Linked DNA regions of Mus musculus: region 1 is linked to region 2. The links are chromatin loops, found by intact Hi-C in ENCODE. Cell type or tissue: heart. All regions are shown on one strand. Links, peaks and the distances in the headings refer to the core of each region. The heading gives the core; the rest is flanking DNA.

Region 1 (11,540 bases), core at 1,125-9,124, 79 kb before region 2:
ATCATGACTTTAGCTTAAAGTATACACTGATTGTCGTAATAGTCAAAATACAGATGGATAATTGCAGAGCAGATAAAGACAGCATTAAACTGCCCAGAATCATGACTTCTAAAGTCTAGTGTTATAGAAGATGTGAGAAGAAACATACAACCTGCTCCTATAAATCAGCTCTATTAAGCAGCTTGCTTACTGCATGGATGCCGCTCCCTTGCATCTTGCCTACTGCAGCTTCCTCACTGGGTATGTGCTGATGCTGGAGAAAGAGAACTGGGGCAAATACAATCATCTCTGGGAATATCACTTTCCTATCACAGTCCTCCCTAGACAAACATCAAGCCCTCCAGTACAGCTGCAACACAGATGAGCAGTGTAAACAATGGGCAAATGACTATGCAGCATCCTGACCAACACTAGTAGCTTCTGATAAAGAGCCCACTAAGCTCTCAGAGATGCTAACTACACTACGTATATGAAACACACACTCTGCCTTTTTCATTGTTTGTACTTCTCTTTCTTTCTTCACAAAACACACATTTTGCCAGGGTAAGTACGATGTGAAAGCTGCCACACTAAGTCTTGGTATCACAGTCAATACTCCCTTTGTTTCTATTTGAAAGACCTCCAGTCTGAACTAAAACACAACCTCTCACCCTCCAAAGCAGAAGCCTCTCTGATAAAGAGCTGGCAGGTGGAATGGGTGGGCTGCAAACTCATACAGTCGAAGCCCACCCTTCTCTGTGGGAGACGTTGAAGACCAAAGCATTGCGCACTCCTCTAGCCAGCACAGAGCAAGCTGTGCTGTAGGGAAAGAACAGCTGTACAACCCCTTTCCCTCCTTTTTCAATCAACTGCTCTTTGGATTTCTAACTTTGTGGTTCGCAGACTGAGTTAACATGAGGGACACAAAAAGGCTAATGATTGTTGTTTATAAACTGCTCCTGAGGTCACTCGGCTGCTTCTTTTGTTTTGCTCTAAAAACCTTTGATTTTACCTTTCTCCTGTTTCCTTGTTTGTAGCTTTGCTAACCCATTAATTTTTAACCTTTATTAAGATTGGAACAAATTACTGGGTCTTAACTGCATTCAGTATAAATAACACATAGCTAGTGTGTGTTTGTGAGCACACGTGCTTCTGTCTGTCTGTCTGTGCATGCCACACACAGGGGTCAACATGATGTAGCATAGCAGCCTTGATCTCTACATGGGAAATGCTCAGCCACAATCTCTAACATGATAACTGAAACAACCTGTTTTCTTCTACTCTGTATTGTTTGCTGTCTCCTTTTCTGTCTCCTGGTTCCTAGTTCCATCAGGCTGCCATCCACCGGACAGCAACAAGCCCCTTTGCTGTTCTGCTCTGGTCCTCAATGGCCTCCACTCTCAACACCAGTAGTGTTTTCACTACAGTTTACAAATGCAGGTACTAGACTGGCAAAACAGGTGACAGCAAACCAGATATTTTCCTTTCCTACCAATCCTTCTGTTAAGAGTTGAGTGGTTTCAAATGCACTTCTCCACTATAGGTCCTCAAAGGTTTGTCTTCAACGGTCAAGAACCAAGGTGCTTCTCTTCCTCTCGGTAGGGGTCTCAGCTTTCATTCTTTTCTTACTATTCTTCCAAGATGAACTGTGCTGTTGGTTGCTTAGCAGTGACTCTCAGCTTACTAGCTGTCATCTATACCCTGCTTCACACTGGGTCTTTCTAAACTGTTAGTGATTTGCTGGTTGGTGCTGGTAGAGTTTCCATTAGGGAGTGCCAGAGGGCAACTGCAAGGCTGAAGGAATACCTGCCTGGTGGCTTTGCTCCAATCCAGCTGGATGCAGAGGTTAGTTTATTCAACCTTGCAGGACCAAGCTCCTTGGGTGCCACTCCAGTGTCACTAGTCCCACCCACTGGTACCCTCCTCAAATCACTAGTACCCTCCCTTCTACCACCTCAGACACGACCACCGACCAGAAGGTACCCCCACTTCAGAGGCTCCACCTCCTTCCATTGCTCCCTAGGCTGAGGTGGGGACCTCTTCATGCTCTGTGTCTTGCATGACACATATGTGTCCTCTGGCAAGGCCAGTGAGTCCAGAATAGTTCAAATTAAGCAGTGACTATAGCTCATACACCAGATTCCAAAGACTTGACATGAAAGAAAAGGATGTAACATGCCTCTGCCATGAATGCTATATTGATTGCATATTTGAGATACACTAAAAAATAGAAACATTCCTAGAGATGTATTTATAATTTAGACAGTTACTAGGAAGTTAGCTATATAGGTAGGTAGGTGGCTCACTTTGATTCTGGTAAACAGAACTGCCTTAGGACTGGTAAATTTTGTTTCTTTTGTTTTGACTATTAATGTCTCATGAATAATCGTTACATCAAATTTCTCTGTAAAAATAATCAGTATGCTTTGTCTCCATAGATTCTACGGACCAGCTGTTTGTATTACTACATTCCCTAATTCCTCACAGGGAAACTCTCAGAGAACCCCAGGATTTCGGTCCTTCTGCTGGGACATCATCCAGCTTCCGGTCTGCAGAGGCAAAGCCTAGTACCCAGATCCTGTTTTCTTTACAAATTATCTATTCTTTCCATCTTAAAACTTCTACAATTTTCTTCTTATCCTCAGAATTTTTTTCTCTGTATTTTAAAAATTGTCACAATCTATGACTACGTGTGCATCTTTTCTCATCAATCCAGCCTAGAAAAATAAGAAGCCTTTCAATTTACAGGCTCCAGTCTGCCCTTGGCTTCAGAGAAAGCTGTCATTTAATTATCACCTCTCTTCCAACTCTTCCTTTGTCTTCTTCTGGAACTTAGGCTATCTTATCACACACAATATGCACATAAGAAATCAAGATACATCTTAAGCTGGTGGCATCTCATGATCAAGTGGCAACAAGTACCAATGTACAGATGGTGGCCTGTGAGCTACTGTGGAGACCTCCTGCAAGAAGCTGCTCCCGCTGAGGAGGGCTGTCCCCTTCTGTCTGTGACAAAGAGGCTTCTCCTTCTTTCCATCTGCTACTTCATCTGGGCCGAGACCCACCTCTGTACCACCCTCACTGAAAATACCTGAAGAGCCAAGAAACATGTCCTTGGGTGGCCAGCAGTGTGTGATCAGCCAACAGACCTGTAACTGAGAAAGTCTCCACATTCCATCTCCCCACACCACACCCACCTAAATAGTTGACAGAGATGGACCCCAAACATACTCTTAGGAGCATCCTTAAAACTGAGTCCACCTCTGTGTATTCTTATGCTACACCAAAAAAAAAATCCACTGGCTCACCCCACTCTCAGGCTTTTTGAAGAAATTGTTATTGGAAATGAGACAGGAAATGAAAGGGGGAAAAGAAAACAGTTCAACAATGAGCAACACTGGTGACAAACCTCCAATGGACCACGGACCCTTCCACTTTTAAAGGTCTTAATCATAGCGTTACATTTTAAGAGTGACTTAAAGAACTTTAGAATAAAGTTAATAAATTAAAAGCTAGAGTGCAGGTGGCAGATGTGGTGGCCCAAGCCCGTGATTCCAAAAGTGGAAGGCAGAGGCAGAAGCAAGAGGACAGGGAACTTGAGTATAGATAGCCTGAACTACATAATGAAACCCTGAATCAAACAAAATAAAACCACAATAAAGACTGGATGGGTTGATCTGGCAATGGGGGTGGACTAAATTGAAAACTAATGCTTATGAAAATAGTGTTTGTATATCATCTTTTCTTGATTGGCTACACTTTTCTAAAAAGAAACTTGTGCTCTAGCACAGGCCCCATGTATTACAGGCACTGTGAAGTCACTGTGTACACAAAGAACAAACTGTAGACCACAATCAAACAAAGGCAATGTTCCACAGGGACAGAGCAGCAGCGGGGTACATCATAAGGATGCAGGACAACCAAGTGAGGAAAGGAAAGACCTATATGGCTTTCAGACCATCAACGGAAAGCTGCAGGTCTAATGAAGCTGTGTAAGGAAACAGGACAATCCCTCTCCAGAGGAACACTGCGAAACTAATCCTGAATCCCCTTCAACAAAGGATAAGCAGCCTCTTAAGAATCAAATTTGTATCGTCGGGCACAGTGCAATCCCATGATTCACTAGTTAAACACGCGCCTCTAATCCACATCAGTCTCCTCTGAAGAAAGATGGCCTCAAATGCTTAACTCCGCACCCTCAGGAAACGTGAGAAGTGCTGACGAGGCCTATCCGGCCCTAAGCCAACTGTCCCATCTAGTAAAAGTCACCTTGGCACGCAGAGGAAGCACAGCGACAACTCCGGCACCCACTACTGCTCCACAGCAGTCAATTTTCAGGCTTCCCTGACACTATCCATCAGCCAACAAGTTGTTCCTTGGCAGATACTTTATTTCTAGTAGTCCCTCTGAAACCATGTTTAAAAAAAAATAAAGCAAATTCTAATAAAAATGAATTGATCTGAATGCCACACCAAGTCATATACTGGATTTTATTTTAATTTTCACCTTAAACATGAAAAGAGATGGTGAAAGTATGCAGATAAAAAGAAAGAAGTGGAATTGCTGACACCCTCTTGAGGATAACTCCAGTGCATTCCCTCACCAGGATTTCTCTTTCTCCACGACACTTAATATGTGATCGACATAAAAGAGCTGCACATTACTTAATATAAACATTTCTATGAATTTGGAAATAAGTAAACACCCATGAAGCCACGCTACCATCACGGCCATTAGCATCACTGTCATTTTCCAAAGCGTTCCAACCCTAATTATCTTAGATTTATTTAGTTTTAATTGTGTGCATGCGCCTATCTGTGGGTATGTGCATTTGAGGGCAGGTGCCTGTGGAGGGGTCGGATCCCCTGCAGCTGGAGTTACAGGCATTTGTGATCCAACTGACCTAAGTGCTGGGAACCAAGAGTGGGTCTTCTGCAGGAGCAGCATACCTTCTGATCACTGAGCCATCTCTCTAACTCCTCCATTATTATTATTAATACCAATGTTGCTGCGTGTAAAATTAACATATAGTTTAACCTCTTAACAAATCCTAGTTTACAACACAGTATTGTCAGATACAGGAATTATACTATATCCTCACTTGATATTTCTATCTCTGACTCAAAAGTTCAACTATAAATGTACTTCAAGAATTAAAAATTATTATACAGAATTCACATCAAAGACTTTATAAAAAAAGAAGTTGCCTGAATTATAGTACAAATCAAGTTTTGTTTTGTTTTTAAAGTCTAATGTGTAGATTACAGCACGCAGACAGGGAATCAACCTACAGGAGGCAGGCTTAACATTCAGGCTTTGCTCTGAGCTTCTCACAAAACATGATTTAAATGCACTCTAACAAAAGACGCCAGACCTCTGTGGTCCTTTCACCCCCTACTCTGTTCACTGTGTTCTCTGTAGCACGGGAGATTTTTTAAACTTGTAAGTCATACATATTATGTACATTTTTACATGTATAACACTGTCTACTAATATAATAGCTGCTACTTACAAAGAACCCTCTAATGCCACCCACATATTTTAACACGTTTACACACACAATTTCATTTATTTCTCATAAAAATCCCTCAGGGGAGCTGTACTCCCAATTCAGACCCAAAGAAAACAAAGATGGAAAGTTAAACAAATGGCTCAGAATTACACAGGCAAATAAGAGGCAGAACTCAAACTGAAGATTTATGACTCAAAACAAATGGCGGTCACTGTGTTGTGATCTTAACTGTATGAAACCCAATGCTCCAATAGGACACTCTAAGAGCATGTTCAGTTCTGAGTCCAAGTTTAGCTTCAGCTAGCTGTTCATGGCCATAACTAAAGCCTTCCATCTGCATGCATTTTCTCAGTGCATTGTCCTGTGGTCTGAACTTTAACTCTATCCTCATGCAACTGCAGAGGCAAGCACAGTGATTGACATCACATGGCAACAGGTGACAAATAATGTGTTCGCCTCCCTTTTTCATTCATAGATGCTTGAGGCTGAGATGGCTGTTAAAAAAGAGCCATTCCTGGGCTGGAGAGATGGCTCAGTGGTTAAGAGCACCGACTGCTCTTCCGAAGGTCCTGAGTTCAAATCCCAGCAACCACATGGTGGCTCACAACCATCCGTAATGAGATCTAATGCCCTCTTCTGGTGCATCTGAAGACAGCTACAGTGTACTTAGATATAATAATAAATAAATCTTAAAAAAAAAAAAAAGAGCCATTCCATAATACAACCCTGTATGTAAAAATCCCACTAAGAAAAAAAATGCATAAAACAAAAGGTATAGTCAAATTACTGTGTCTATAAGATATAGTGTGAACCATTACACAAAAACTAAAAGCAGTTTATATCTGTGTTTAGCCCCAAAAATGACCAAAATTGAGAATATAATAAATAAATGCTGAAGTTGCCTTTGAAAAGATTAATGCATATGTGGTCCCCCACACTGAGTAATTAGTTTTCCAAATGCCCTTTCCCTTCAGCAACACAGCTCCTAGGGAAGAAAAGGAATGGTGATGCTGTCACGAGGGAGACTGTGCTCACCAGGCCTCTGAAATGGACCGTTTGCTACGCCGCAGCCTTTCAGGAAGAAATCACAGTGGAGTGTGACCAACCACGGGACTGGACGGGACTGGAGATAGCTGCACTAACAATATCGTGGGGACACACTGCCTATGTGTCACACACACTTACATCTGAAAAACTTCAGAATGACTAAGTAAACACCATCTACTTATACAAACCAAAGTGTGTTTCTGTGATGTTAACAATCATTTCTAAATTTCCACTACATTCCAGGCCCGAGGAGCTGAGCCTTTTTAATTATGCAGTATTAGTCATTGACATAGTACTCAAATCCCACGCAGCACGAATCATGTTAGCTAAACTAACAAAATGAATAATTTAGCTCTGGCCCAGCAGGAATCCACTATGCCACCTTCATTATTTACTTCACAATATCCATTTCCACCCTTCTTGAGATGACAGCTGTAGGTGTTCAAGATGAGCCCATTGGCTGCCTGTTTTAATTCTGATCCACATAACCGACATTTCATCAAAAAATAAATGTTGGATATTTCACAAGCAACCCCATTCTCATAATGACCTCCCCCATTAAATGGTAATAATCACTGAAGAATAATATAATCAATAGAATCACATTTCAGATAAAACGTCTAAGCTTAGTACCGCCAAAGCACATCTATGAAAACCCCTCCCCTCATCAGTTATAAATAGTCTCCCCTTTCCAGCCCCGGAATTCTCTGTAAAGCAATAGGAAGAGCCCTAACTTCCTTCAGTAACAATGGGAAAGGGAGTGATTTTAGATACAAAGATGGTCCCACCATTCCCTTCAGAAGGAGGATCTTATGGCTTCTCACCACAACTAGCAGTATAAAGAAGAGCAAGAAACCAGATGTGTTCACAGCAATCCAGAACAAATTTTGTCACAAAGACTAAGGCTTAAACTCAGCCACTTCCTTGCTTTGCCGAATATCAGAAGTCCCCTGGCTATTTCACCTTCAAAGGAGGCCTGCCCCATTTCGGTTCCATGCAGCTGATGAACACTCTGGAGATTTCAAAAGTGTTCCCTGAGTGTGAGACTCTCACCTTACACCAAGCTAAAATGGCACCAACTCATATGTATGTCCCAGTTAAAATAATCTGCTAAATAAATAATTATCAAGGAAGAAAAATTAAAAATAAGTATACATTTCATTAAGATGTATAGCAGATGCTACACGAAAGATGAATATTCATTCCATCTGGCTTCTGCTGCAATCCACTTTATCTTTACAGTAATTTCCAAGTACCTCAACACAAAATGCTTGGGTCGTATAAAAACCTACGACACGTCTGTGATGCAAACACTTTGTCATATTTTGTTCAGTTCAACATGACTAAGTTTGTTAATATATTTTGACAGACTTGCACAACATCCTAAAATGTTTTGAACAATGCAGTTTAGGCTGCAATGCAATATTAATGAGTGAATAATGTTCTTGAATATAAGGTTTAATATTTAATGATGTAGAGTGCTGCCTGGATTTGATGCAGAAGAAAAATGTAGTTTGAAATCACCGTAGTTATCAGGAGACATGAGAAAAAGACTACAGAAGTCAGGCAAACCTTTAACCTAAACTCAGAAACAGGGTCTCAGGAGTGGAATTGAAGCTTTACCAACTGAATTTCTAGTACTTATCAATATTCACAGGATCGTGCCATTAAGTGTCATTTATCAGAATTTTTAAATTACTAGGAGTTCACATATCTGTGCCGGGGGGGGGGGGGGGGGGGAGGAGATTACTGCAAAAACAGTCCTGGGTAGGCTACAGTAAAATACATTCTGGAAAAAAAGATCTTTCAGTTGTGGCAACATGTCCATTTTCTTCTTCTTCTTTTTTTAAAGTGTGTGAAAGTGTTAATAAAGTACCAAGTTCAGACCAAATGACTTGTCTCCACATCTTCTACGAAGACAAGCACTTACTCTAAAGTCCCGCTCAAACAAAACTGCTTCAATACGCCAGTCTAAACCAACGAATGGGTGATCTGTACTCACTAGCAACAACACTCATCTGCAAACAACAGTATATTTTTAAAGTAAGCTTAAGAACAAGAACAGGGTGTACTGCAATCAGTGAAGTAATACTTAAAACAACAGAGCTATGAAGGGGACTTTTTAAATATTCCTAAACAGACTGCAGAGATAATTCTGAATTTAAAAGTAAAACGGGACCTGGAAGATAAATGCAATACTTATCCCCATTTCTACTTTACAAGAGCTATGTCAATAACAATAACGCATATCCTATCTGGATCTAGCAATACAGCCTCATGAGCCAACAGCTTTCACACTTGAAGGTGAAAGTAGTAACAGTTAACAAGCCGCAACGTAATAGAAATGAAGAAGTGTCAATATACCATTTACTGAGCACCTACAAGGTTCCACAAGGGTGCTGCAAAAAGCCTTCACCATCACGGTGACAGCTATGAGGCACGACACAGAGCATGTGGGCAAAGACAACGCCTACATTGTGTCACTTCATTTTATGATAATGGAGGAAATCAAAGACAAATGTTCAAGTTAAGCGCTCTCCAGATAGTTTACAACCTAACTCTAGAATCAGAAAAAGGCAAGCCGTGGGAGCTGCCGCTCTGCTACTCAGTGTTCCCACACTTAGGACAGAGCACAGACCATTCTACTAAAAGAAACTGACTTTGCCACGATTACGCTACCATTCCTTCCTTTATATCATAACCGCAACAATACTGTTAGTTAAATTCAATCTATCTCACTTTAACCAGATCTGCAATTATATGAATAACTGGTCAAAATACAGACAAAAAAAAGGTACTTCAAACATTATGTTGCAAAAACTTAAACTTTTTTTTGACCAAACTCTTGATCATGTATGAGATGTTACTTAGCACCACACTCCGCGTATGGCACTGTTATCACTGAAGGAATGAGTGTACAAGCCCAGGGGAACTAACCAATGCCTCCCACGCACCAGGCTAGACACTGGGTCGGCGGTGCCTCTGTAAATACACAGATTTAGTAAATGGACTGTGCTAGCATGAACAACAGACAAAATAGGCATAAGTATTTATATAGGCAAAATAGGCAAAATCTTTTTTTCTCTGTATATTGTGTGCACACATGTGTATGGTGCACATGGGGATGTAAGCATGTGTCAATCCAAGGTTCATAGTGAGTGTCTTCCTTGATCCCTCTCCATTTTATTTCCTGCAGCAGGGTCTCTCAATGAACTCAGACCTCATCTTTGTGGCTAGTCTATATGGCCAGCACTTCCCCCCCCTTGAGCCCCCAATCCCCACTCCCCTACCCCCATCATCTCTTCCTGAGGCCTAGGGTTACAGAAGGGGCCAAAAGGTCCCCAGGCTTTGTGTGGGTTCTGGGAATCAAAATCTAGTCCCCACACTTACATGATTAATGTTTATCCACTAAGCAATCCCCAGCCCCTGAAATCTCTCTCAAATCTAGCACCCTTTAGGATGATTCTTTACCATGTACTGCAGAAGAACAAAATATTTGGAAAATGGCTGGAAGACACAGAAAACTAACTACAGTTATCACTAGGAAATAGAAAGAGGTACTACACAAAAGCTATTTTGTTTCTGTGGTATTATTTTTATGAAATTAACTTGCATTTTAAGTTCAACATATAAGGGTAGTACTAATAGGAATAAAATGCAAACTACACATGCAATTTTCCACATCTAAAAGAAGATTAGAAAAATAAAAAGAATCTATTGGAATTCATTTCTAATGTATCCTTTAGCCTAATTTAGAAAATATATTGTCATTTCAACATATGATCAATGTAATAAACTATTACAGATTTTAAAATATTTTTATGCCATAACTGAAACTCATTGAGCTATACTTACAGACACCTTAAGTTAGAATACTGCTTTCAAGCAAGTCTTAGTAAAATCGTGAGGCACTGCCAGCACATGGCAAGACTGAACGTCAATCATAGTCCTGGGTATATGTTAGAAATTTTTCTTCCTTACACTTCATGAAGCACTCATCAGTTTTTACCACATTCATTACAGTTGCTTATTATAAGATCTTTATTAAAAGTTTAGAAAAATTAAATCATGAAATTACAGGTACATGGATGGAACTAGAAAATACTGTGCTGGGTGAGGTACCGCCACGTACCAGCATTTATCGGGAAGACAAATGCCATGTGTCCTCTTGTAGCTGTGGTTCCTAGCTTGGGATCTTCAGAAGTGAGTTTAGAACCAGGAATCACCACAGAAACAGGAAAGGAAAATGGGACCCCAAGAAGGGGTTAAAGTGTCTCTAGGGAGGAAAATGGCCAGACACTACTGCAAAGAAGGGAGAATAGAACACTGGAAGGGGCTTTAACTGGGGAGGGGAGAGAAAGGAAAGGAGGGAAGACAGATGACACTGAGGTGTTTGAAAAAGCCACAGGGAGTCATGGTGTTCTAACAAAAAAAAAATTACATGGTGGAGGGGGGGGAGATAAGAAGGAGGGAGGGGGGGAGATAAAAAGGAGGGAGGGAGGGAGGGAGGGAGGGAGAGAGAGAGAGAGAGAGAGAGAGAGAGCGCTATTCTGCTTGAGATTGAGGTGGTAATGACTCTGAAGTGCAATAGACTATCCAATAACCCCCAGGCATGAGAACCTCCATTCAAGGTATTGATCAGGACAGTCAAGAGTCTCCTAAAACAAGACAGGCTACTGCTGCTACCCTCGGCTGCCTCCCAGAATCTAAAGGTAAATCCCTGTTGCTGAAGACATCTTACATCCCAAGCACAGGCCGCGGAGGAACAGAGATGGACATGACCTGGAAGCCTTCTCCCTGAGGACTAACGTTCATAATACTGAAAGGTGTTACGCAAGCTACCAAGGGAACAGCCCCCAACCCCCTACAGTTGGTGAAGTCATAGAACGTAGAGGAGAACGGACCATGGCCACATTACCAAAGCAGCCTACGGTCTAACAGCACTCTACCCACAAGGCAGTGCAGCTCTCACGCCTTATGAGAAAAGATTCTTTTGGCAGCA
Region 2 (11,540 bases), core at 1,234-9,233:
TTGGTTTTCCCTCACAAAGGAACAGGTCATTTTCTGTGAGCACTAGCTCCCTGCTACTTTTTTAAGGTGTGACTCCCATAAACAAAAGAGGTGAAATGGGATGGCAGGGAAAACACAAAGACTCATTTCTGTAAAACATCTCCTTTTCAGTTCACATGTAGCTTGCTACTGTATTCTGAATCCTAGAAAGCTTAAGATGGCCCAAGACATTCACAGACCCTACAGCTGTAAGTAAGGGACCAATTCTCTATCAGCTAACTAAATCACTCAGTCCCTATGACTAACCAAATAAATGCATAACCCTCACTAACACTGAAGAACACTCTACAGCATCCCACATTAAGAAATCTCTTCAATTTGGGGCTCTCGACTACCATCATCTGCCAAAGCACATGGTGTGTTTCACGAAGGTGTGCATGGTGCTCTGAGTGACTCCTGTGAATGTCAGCTTGCAGCTTCAAGGCCAGCTGCAGAGATTCGTTATGCCAGAAACAGTGATAAGTATAACTTTGAAAATGATACTCATTGAAGTTGACATTTGCTCTGAAAGAGTTCACTCACAGCTCTGATGTTTTAGATAAAGTTATGAAAGGCCGGGTTCTGAGCACACTTTCTAAGCAGGCACAGCAGGTGGACACAAAAATCCTATTAAGCCCATGTAATGTGAGGCAATAAAAGTATGTGTTTTTCTATCACTAGAAAATTTATTTGAGACTTAGAGAGAGTGCAAGGCAAGAGGGCAATTCTTCATTCAGTTCATATGAGTAGTTCCATATGCAAAATTGAAATCAGGTATTAAGAATACAAGCTGTTTTACAGAGGGCAAAAAAAAAAAAAAAACACTAGCAACAGCTCAGAATAAGGGAAAAAGAGCATATATAATACCATAAAAAAGTAGTGCCTGCCAACAAGAAGAAACTTGAAACTTGACACTGTTTCAAGTTGTAGGCCCTTTGAGTACAAGCCATAAGCACCTCAGCAAGGAAAATATGGATACTCATGATCTATCAATAAACTCAGCGTACTTAGTGAGTTTTCTGTTGCTCACTAAATGCTATTCATTCTTATTAGGATAACTGAAGATGAAATTACTATCCTCGTCAATGAAACGGAACCCTAAACATTATAAAATTGATCAAAATTGGAAAACGCTTCTTCAGCCAAGTTTCATTAAGCCATAAAATCCAAAACTGAAGTTTGGGCCTCACCTGTCCATGTTTTAGCAACTGCCTGAAGACAAAGCCTTGCTTTCACGCTAAGAATACTGCTGTCGTGCCTAAAAGCAAAGCCAAGAAAAGCATCAAGGGCAGCTATGAGACGTTTACAAGGCTCAGACGGAATGGATGATCTCAGCGCTCAGTCTACCCTGTGCGGGTCTCTCACTGGAGTATAACATGCTCTCCTGTTTAGTTATTTTGGGTTGAAGCTTTAGCGGACTATGTGTACACACACACACACACACACACACACACACACACACACACACACACAGGAGACACACACATTAATATGCAGTTACAGTGAAACTCCAGAGAGGGAAATGCAATCAAAGATAACTTGTCCATGCCATAAGCTATACTAAATCCTACAAAGATCTGAACCCAGATTTGTTTGATTCCAATGCTCTTTCAAAGAACTTTGTAATTTTAAATGTGAAAGGAACCCTACCATAATGATGACCGCTTATTTATAAATCTACAAAGCAGCTTGGAAATATATAGATCAGTGGTACAGTGCTTGTCTAGCACATGGGAGGGCCTAAGTTTAATTCCCAGCACCTCAAATAATAATTAATAATAATGATGATAATCAACAGGTGTTTACATACCTTATCCTCTAATCCTAACCAAAGAAAGTGATAACATTCCACTTTAGGAATAAGGGTGTGCATCAGAGAAGCGACTTGTCCAGAGCCACAGGCTAATTAAAAATGTCAGCTTAATTCCAAGTTGGCTTTCTCCTGTCCATGACCTCAAGGAACCCAAAATGGCTCCAAGTCCTCCCAATTCAACAACATACCAGTTTTGAGAAAAGCTGCAAAAAAGCTATATTTTGTTCAAAAACAAAAACAAAAACAAAAAATAAAAAATAAAAAAATAACAATCTGACCGTGTCAAGAAGCCCACGAGACTTGTGAGCTAGAAAACAATAGAGATCCGAGAGATGTACGCAGCTCTACCAGTCTGAAGAACAAGAAAACTGAAGGAGAGAACGCTGGAGAAGATTACAGGCAATCCTTGAAAAGACCAGAAGCAGAGGAGAACCTTGCCAAGGGTGTTTGAAGAAGAGCTGCGTACAAATCAAAATAAGCCTGCCTGGGCCAGGACTGTAACAACAGAAATAAAATGTATCTGAAAAAGGAAATTTATGTCAAGTTGTATGGCTGAAAGACATAGTTGGGTTTTTCTTGTTTTGTTTTGTTTTTAAAGTTTACAGAAGCTCTTTAAAACAATCTTATCACTTGAATGGAATACATATCCCTGTTGCCCTGCCTATCACTCTACCCTATCTGATATTGTATCTAAATCTCTATGCTGTGCCCAAACTCATACAGTTTGTGTCACTGGCCTGTCTGTGATGAAACATGAGGAGAAAGACTTAATGCATTGTTCTAAACAGTTTTTTCATCTGAAATTTACTTTCCTTTTTTTTTTTTTTTTTTTAAGTTTTCAACATTCTAAGCCTTTTATCGACTTTCTTTTCCTTTCTTTTTTGGTTTTTTTTTTTCCCTCCACCTCTGTACAAAACTCAAGTATGCAGTAATTCTTATCTTACTACAAAAACTACCAACTAAACCACAGCAGGCAAAGGGCTCTATCACTAGTAGAGTGAGAATTGCTGGTCACAGACTCAAAAACTCAGTTCAACAGTCTGGGGTTTCTAATCAATAAAACTTTAATAAGTTCTTTTCAAAGTAACAAATTTCAAAGGAAAAAGTTTTCAAGCAGTTGAAATGTTTTTAAGTTTTTATTTCCTTGTAACTCTTACATAGTTAATTAAGAGTAGTTGTGTAAAAGCAGTAGACAGAAAATATAAAGTACTCTAAAACCTTCTGAAGTCATAGTGCTCTATTTACTAGATACAAGTAAGTGTACTTCCCAAAGCATGAAGCTCCAAAGTCGAGGCAAAGGAGAATATTAAAGTTGTTAGTGTGTATACTAACGCCCTAGAGGAAATTCAAGTTTTCAGTTCATGTATCAAGTACATGCAGAGGGCATTTAATAAGTCTCTATAACGATCCCTTAGAAGTTGTCTCAGTTCTACAACCTTGAAGGCCTGCAAACCGACCTCCGCCCCTAGCAGGCTGGCAGTTATAGGCCTGTATAGTCCAACTGGGTCAGGTTCATAACTTGGGCCAACAAACCACAGGGGAGGCGCCTGGGAAAACGAAATTATCAGGTGGAAGGGAAAGAGCCAGAAGCCAGAAATTAGCAGCAGGGTCAGGAATGACTTGAATGGTAATACCAGAAGAGGGGCAGGGAATAACAGAGGCAAAGAAGAGTAATCCTTAAAACACCAATTCACTCTGAGAAAGAACTGTGCGTGGAAAAGAAGGGCTTGGGTCCTGTACAGGAGGCACACGGACCAGCACAGTGAAGCAAGAGTTTTAATAAAGTCCTGCAACTAGTGAGCAAGGACGACCGTGGTGACCCGGCACCACCACCCCGGCACAGTGCATGGCTCCTGGCACACAACCAAGAACTTTCTCTGAATGGAGGTTCGGAGTCTTGAAACTACGAGCTTCTTCCCAGAGACCCAGACTTCTAGCGGGACAGCAGGGCGGGCCGAGAGCGGAGAAAGCAGGTGCAGCTGTCCCAGGCACATTTCAGCGTTGGGATCCGAGGTCAAAGGCTGCCCTCCGCCCGCCCACGGCACTCACCCGGATGCCCTTCACCACGGTGATGTTCTCGTTCTCGTCCGCCTCGAAGGTGACCCGGCGGGTGCTAGCGGTCCCGCCCATGGCTCCTGCTTCTGTCCCCGCAGAGTCTGGAGCGTGGACCTACGAGCACGTCAGGACCCACGCGCACACTTGCGCGTGAAAGCCCTGGACGCTTCTCTTGCAGGGCAGGAGCAAGGCCACGACCCCAAAAAAGAAGCAAGGAGAAGGCGCCGGTCCCAAAAGCCCGCCTCCTCCGGTCACGTGCCAGAAGTAGGCCGCTTCGGGTTAGCCCGAGAAGCAAACTGCCCGCCTCTTATCAGAAGGTGCACTAGGATTGGCTGGATTGGACCCGGATGCTATGGCAACAGGTGGTGCTTAATAGGGCTTCCGGAGCCTCTGAGAATAATGGGAATTGTAGTCTCGATCCGGAGCGATAGGTGCTGTGACAGGTCTCACTCCCTAAACTGTAAAGTGAACCGAGCATTCTGGGAGTTGTAGTCTTGACAGCCCTGAAGGCCTCCTTCTGGTCTACTTTCAAAAAAGTTGGTTCACCCAACCAGCTTGTTTTGCAGTTGACTCTAGAACCTTAGGTAAGTTAGGTAAATACAGGCTCTCAAAGCTAGATATGGAAGATGCACTCCCCTAAACAAACAACTTGTATATTCCAATTCACAAACCTGTAACAACTAAACTTAGCATTTTGCCACTTAGTCTTTTAAAGGGGCCGAGACTACATATGCCTATGTTCCTATCTTATGACTTTGGTATTTGTCAGTCTGTATGAAATGCAACTTTTAATGTAGGGCTTTCAAATCTACATGCAAAAATGCACAGGAAAAATTATTTACACAAAGATACAGACAGAACACTGCTTCTCGTGTTTGTGTCTCTTATTCACTTACATAAGTTAGATCACAGGATGATTAGACAGAGGAAAATGGTCCGTTCATGGAGGAGTTATAGCAGCGTTAGACAAAGTAGAGATGATCTGTTTTGGAAAGTTTCTAGCTTGGTACTTTACCTCCAAGAAGTCTAAAAATGTTAGGATAACCACACACACAGTTTCAGTTTTGTTGTTATTTGGTTATTTGGTTGATTTTAGGGTTTTTTTGTTTTGCTTTTTTGTTTGTTTGTTTGTTTGTTTGCTGTCAAACACTGTTGCTAAAAGTACAGTATGATCTTAGATTTATGGAGCCAGAGAAATACCCTTTCATTTAGAAATTAGATGGATGGGACTACTGATGTAGCTCAGTTGTCTATGCAATGCCCCAGGCCTGAGCTATGTGAAGGAGGAGAAAAAACAAGAGGGAAGAAGAAGAGTGGGGCAGAAGGGGGATGGGAGGGGAGGGGACAGAACTAGCTGAACAAAAATACCTTTTTCAATTTGCCCTTCTCAACATTAAAAGACAGAGAATACAGCATACCATGGCATCCTCCTAGGCCAAAGGGATCCACAATGTTGAAGAAATATTTTTGAGCTTCAGTTATTTGTCAGCATGTCAGAATCTGTAGCGCAAGACACTATGTCCCTCCCGCTGCTATATCCCAGCATATAGCAGCAGTGCCCTTCATCTCATTGTGTCGTTCTTTTCAACACATGTGCTCTAAATCACATGATATTCTCCTGCAGTTCTGAAACTGCCTGCCCCTGTCTGCGTCCTCCCATTACATCACAGTTGAGCTTGCTTCTCTTGAGAACCCAGATACACAGGGATTGCCGTTCCTTACATCGGGTCCTCCCCATCCATAAACACAATCACCTCACTTCCTACCCCATAGACGGCGTGTATTGAAGGGTGTTTCATAAAGCAGTTGCTCGGTCTATATTTACAAAATTAGAGGCTTCCATACGGAGAGTGAGGAGATACAAATAACACTTGTTAATGAGGATGAAGACCAAGGCTGAGAAGGCAATGGATGCCTTCCATCAGAGCACCAAAAGCATCCGGTGCTCTCCTCAGCAAAGGACCCAGAATACTTCCCAACTCCTAGTGTGTTTCAAGCAACACTAAGTAGATCTTCTTTTTAAAAAATTTAATGTATCGCCGGGCGTGGTGGTGCACGCCTTTAATCCCAGCACTCGGGAGGCAGAGGCAGGCGAATTTCTGAGTTCGAGGCCAGCCTGGTCTACAAAGTGAGTGCCAGGACAGCCAGGGCTACACAGAGAAACCCTGTCTCGAAAAACCAAAAAAAAAAATTTAATGTATCTTATGGGGATGTTGGGGGATACCCACAGTGACAATACAGTTCTCCCCAGGCCAGTTCCAGGTACATCGTCCCTACCATCTCTTCCTAAACTCTTGAGAACCAATGGTCTCCCCTTCGCTCTGTCTATAGCTTCTTCATGGCCATCTACTCCAAAGGCAGCATTCTCAAGCCAAAAACATAGGTTGGCTCAAATGAAAAACAAAACTCAAACTTGAACCTCTTAGATTCTCTCTCCCTTTTCTCTATTTTTGGCATCAAGTCCTCAAGTTTCACTGTGAAATTCACAGTACAAGAGGAAAAGCAGAGCAGCCTGGATAATGAGTTTGAACTCGGAATCATCACGGCAGACTAGAGAGAGGTAACACGGGGACTGTAAGCAAAATAAAAACATCCAGATGGAAAGAAAGAAGTAAAACTGCCTCCATCACACATGACATGATCTTATAAATAGAAAAACATCTCAAAGAATCTACTAAAAAAACAGTAATTTTTTTTTAAAGTTCAGCAAGGTTTCAGAATATAAGTTCAAAAAACTTCTTGTGTATCTCTATACACTACAACTAGCAAGCCAGAAATGAAATGAAGATATCCAGTCCATCAGGAATAGCATCACAAATAGCTCAAATGTCCACTTATTGATAAATGGATAAACATGACTCAGCATTTCCAGATAATGGAATAGTATTGAATAATAAAAAGGTACAAAGTGCTGGGATATGCTACGATATGGAAGAACCACAATGTTATGTGATAACATGAAACATTGTGACAGGGGCTGGAGGGAAGGCTCAGTAGTTAAGAGCCTTTAATGCTCAGGTTCAGTTCCCAGAACCCATGTGACAGCTCATAACTGCTAGTAACTCCAGTTCTCAAGGACAAGACCCGTCTTTGGAGCTCTGCAGGCACCAGGCATACACTTGGAACACAGACAGACAGACAGACAGACAGACAGACAGAATACATACATGATATAAATAAATGTATTTTAACTCTTCCCAAGAAAAACCCCAGACACAGAAAGACTGTATATTATGTGATCCCATTTAAGTGAAGTGTGCAGAATAAGCAAATCTATGGAACGCAAAAGTAGACTGGGTTTAGGGGCCTTGGAACACAGACAGACAGGTGAGTGGAAGATGGAGTTATAATTGGTACAATGTTTCATTGCAGAGCTGTTGATAGAAACAGGCTAAAATTAGTTTATGGTGAGGGTTCTACAGCCCTACCAATACACTAAAAATGACTGTTTTGTGCACTTAATCTTTTTTGACATGTAAGTTTCACATTAACAAAGGACAGAAATGTATTTATCATTCAATAAAGTCAAATGGGAAAGGTTTTTAATAAAAAAAGGTGGGACTTGAGACAGAGATCAGTGGCAGAGCATTTGGCTAGCATGGACAAAGCTCTAGTCTCAGCATCAAAAAGAGTGTGCTGAGCAAGGAGCTGGCTGTAACCATAAGGACCCAAGTTTGAATCTCCCAGCACCCACATAAGAAGCTAGGAGACAGGTGAGCACTGTGGTGCAGTTCCTAGGGCTCCTCAGTCTGCCAGTTCATCTCAAAGGATGAGGTCAGTGAAGAGACCTTGTCTCATAATCTAAAGTAGAGAAGCTGAGGAAGACATCGTGTTATCAAATGCTGGCCTCCGTATGTACCCATACAGGCTCGCCCCTCCTCCCCTCTCTCTCTTCCTCTCCCATTGCTGCTGCTGCTGCTGCTGCTGCTGATGATGATGATGATGATGCCACTGCCACCATACTACAACTATGGTTACCTGAACAACATCAAATCAATCAAAATTCCAGCATGGGTGATGAAGGGCTCATGAGGACCGAGAGAAGGAGCTATTGGCAAGTGATGGTTTCAAGGGAAGGTAGAGTCCTTTTTCCTCGGTTGAGTGGCCCTAGGTATATTGCCCACAGTCCACTTAGATAGCCTCACCGCTATGTGCATGATGACAACCCTAACTGGACTCAGTGAGTTATACATTTTTTCAAAAAGAATTATTTTTGAAATAGGACATGAAATCTGAAGGGTATAGCTAAAGGTGGAGAGTAGGAGATAACTATGATCAAAATACATTGTATAGGTGTAAAATAACAAAGAATATATAAAAATGAGGAACTTTGATTAGTGGAATAAAAGTCTATGGGGAGACCAGCATGAAGTGAGTTACAGCTTAGTCCCACACCTCAAGATACTCATGCCTCCAGAGGTTTCCAGAGGTCTCCAGAGGTTTCTGCCGGGCGATGGTGGCGCACGCCTTTAATCCCAGCACTCAGGAGGCAGAGACAGGCAGATTTCTGAGTTCGAGGCCAGCCTGGTCTACAAAGTGAGTTCCAGGATAGCCAGGGCTATACAGAGAAACCCTATCTCGAAAAACCAAAAGAAGAAGAAGAAGAAGAAGAAGAAGAAGAAGAAGAAGAAGAAGAAGAGGAGGAGGAGGAGGAGGAGGAGGAGGAGGAGGAGGAGGAGGAGGAGGAGGAGGAGGAGGAGGAGGAGGAGGAGGAGGGGGAGGAGGAGGAGAAGAGGAGGAGGGGGAGGAGGAGGAAGATGATGATGATGATGTTCGTCTTAACTAGGCTCCTGCTTGCCCTCCAGCTCCTCTCTACCTGCTCCTGGCATAACAATAGCTTCACCAAAGGCTCTTCCTAAGTATATTCCTACCCAAACATCAACAGAGCAACCCAGGACTCCCCTCAGCCTCCATCCCAGAAACAGGAGTCCTAAGGAAGAGTGGCAGAGAACAACACTGTCCTTGGTAGCCTAGGCAGGATCCCAGGTAGCTTAGTTCTTCACAAATCTTAGCCACTGGGATAACTAAGCTTGGTTGTCAACTTGATTGGATCTGTAATCAAGTAAGAAACATGTTCTAGGTGGGTCAGTGAGAATATTTCTGGGGGAAGTAAGGCCAAAAGCACTTCTCTGGTGTTGTTGTGTGGGGCACCTTCTAGAAGATGCCCAGCTATGAGGAGTTCAGAGGGAGCAGCTAGTAATTTCTTCCTGATCACCTTTCCTCCTTGCTGTCGTGTTCTTCCATTCTGTTGCTAGCACTGCTGTGGGCATATTTTCTGACACTTGAGCCCAGCTTCTTCCTTCCACTGTGGACTGAAAACCAGGAGCAGTGTCAGGCTAGGATGGCTGAGACTTCCTTGTGGCTGAGCATCTAAGCTACATAGTTCTTTGTATACAGACAGCTGTTGTTGGACTATCCAGACCACACTGTGTAAGGCAGTCTATTAAATAGCCTTTGTTGTAGGTTTGTCATAGGTTATATTCCTCTAGAGAAGCACTTATCAACCTCTAGGTTATGGCCCCCCTTTGGGAGTTCCATATCAGATATCCTGCATATCAGCTATTTACATTACAATTCATAATAGCAGCAAAATTACAGTTATAAAGTAGCAATAAAAACAATTGTATGGTTAAGGGTCATCATGACATTAAGAACTGTATTAAAAGGTCATAGCATTAGGAAAGTTGAGAACCACTGTTCTAGAGACTCCTAAATAATACAGCCACGAAAAAAGTAGTGCTCCAACTCCTCATTCGGTGTCATTTCTTACTTTTGTACCATATCAAACCCTGGGGAGAAAGAGAAAAGAGGAAGGGAGGCTCGGGAAGGAAGGAGGGGGAAGAAGAGAAGAGGGAAGGAAGGAAGAAAGGAAGAGGGAGAGGGAAGGAGGGATGGAGGGAGGAAAGGAGCAAAAGAGGCACAGAAAGAAAGAGAAGAGAGGAGGAGGAAAGAAAGAATGGTGGGAGGGAGAAAAGGAAGGAGAAGGAAAGAAAAGAAGGAGGAAAAGAGAAGCAGGAGAAAGAAACCAGGAAGGATGGAGGGTGAAAGGGGGTGGGAAGAGATTGTTTCCCATCACCCTTTCCCCTGGGAGTAGGGAGGTAGGGATGAAAAACAGCCACCTAGACTTTTAAACCATTCCACCGGGATGCACGACGTTTCTGGTGGAAAGAAAGCATGTAGTATACACTCTGACTTGTCAACCCCCTTCTTTCAAGCGTAAATTGCTAAAAGCAAAATCTTCTCTTCAGCTGCTCCCTCACAAGTCCCTTGACTGTCCCTCATCACTGGGCCAGGAGTATAGGGAGACACAGGGCAAAGGTGAAAGAACAATGCCTGAGGAGGTAGACAGCCCAGGTCCTGGTCCCTGGCCAGCAGAGCTAATGAGTGTGTTCTTCATCACACCACAAGGGCCCTCTCATAGCTCTTAAGGAGCACTGCAGCTCCACAGCAGCGCACTTGGAATCAATGGTCTGGCCTGGAATTGAATGTAGATAAACCAACCTTTCTTTCTGAGCTAGAAATTGAAACAGTTGCCCTGACATTAGTCATGTACTTAGAGAGACAATTAAACACAGTCCTTGAAACCAGGATGATGCTAGAAAATCTAGGCCATATAGTTGCCATAGTTATAGCTAGCCAATTAAAATCTCTGGAAAGAGCCACTATGAGTGGACTCAGTCAAGATGAGCACATGCTGAAACTATGGACGATGACATGTTTGACAGGCTGTCACGGAGCCCCAGCTTGCAAACTCCTCCCATCTATTATCATACAGAAAACCATTTGAACACAGAGAAATGCTAAACAGTCGTTCTCCCTGCATGTGAGCATTTGTGTGTGTGCGAATGCACATGTGCTCCTGTGACATATTTGGAATATAAGAATTTTAAGTAGTACATTTAAGGAGATTACAAACTCAAAATAGCATAAAGCAAGTCGCAATAAGTAAGTGGCATTATCAAGTGGAGGATAAAGATGCGGCTTTTGGCATATAACGTATCAGTAACAGCACAGACCACAGTCTTCAATGAGCTACCCATGTATTCCGCAAAATCATGAGAGAGAAATCTCTCACTTCTCAAGAATCTCTCTGTCCATCTCCAGCTTCCAGCAGACAGAACCTGCACTGTTAATGTCTGGCTCACAATAGACTGTATATGTTGTGCCTTTGCCTCCCAATAGGGTGAGTGTTCTGCTTAACGGACACCACTTAACAGTATATAGCTAAAATAAATTCTGCACATGGGCCATACTCCTGACAATGCCCCACGATTTCCTGGTATGCCTGGCATAAAGTTTATTCTAGAGCAAAACCCTTACACAGTTTATAGCCGGTTTCTAAGCAGCCACTTTCTGTCACTGCCTGGATACTCCTCTACTTGGTCTTTTTCATTTTTATAGGTTTTCCCTGACATCTCATTTCTTTTCTCTTCTCTGTATGCTCATCAAATGATAGTGGCTGGAATATTGACTGTTGGGGTAAAGACATGGAGGGAGGGGGGTTGACGGGGAGAAGTGAGCACAGACAGTGAGAAACAACCCCTGCCTCACTCCCATTTCTCTCAAACTTGAGGTCTGTCAAGGTCCCAAGGCCTTCTGATTTCCTTTGCACAGGATTAGAGTGATCATCTCTGACGAGCTGAGTATAAGTCAG

The links. Hi-C counts contacts between places; a loop is a spot of excess contacts. Peaks named below come from ENCODE experiments on the same cell type or tissue, not always from the same donor. Only the 100,000 strongest peaks of a DNase experiment are listed, where the experiment ranks them.
Region 1: it touches region 2 in a loop (2.4-fold over the local background); 5 of 42 quality-filtered maps call a loop at or near these places.

The regions. Positions count from the first base shown.
Region 1 is chr6:32,977,238-32,988,777 of GRCm38, forward strand. All of the region lies in intron 3 of Chchd3 (coiled-coil-helix-coiled-coil-helix domain containing 3), which reads right to left. Among named protein-coding and RNA genes, the nearest start is that of Chchd3, 77 kb to the right of the region's middle. In heart, for the core only: a CTCF peak has its summit at 1,743; no DNase peak of the experiment used is centred there.
Region 2 is chr6:33,056,120-33,067,659 of GRCm38, forward strand. Chchd3 (coiled-coil-helix-coiled-coil-helix domain containing 3) reads right to left here and starts at 4,141. Exons shown (of 8, transcript NM_025336.2): 1 at 3,881-4,141. The coding sequence starts at 3,961. In heart, for the core only: a CTCF peak has its summit at 4,355; DNase peaks (open chromatin) are centred at 3,362 and 4,212; H3K4me3 peaks cover 1,780 bases; H3K27ac peaks cover 1,080 bases; H3K27me3 peaks cover 501 bases.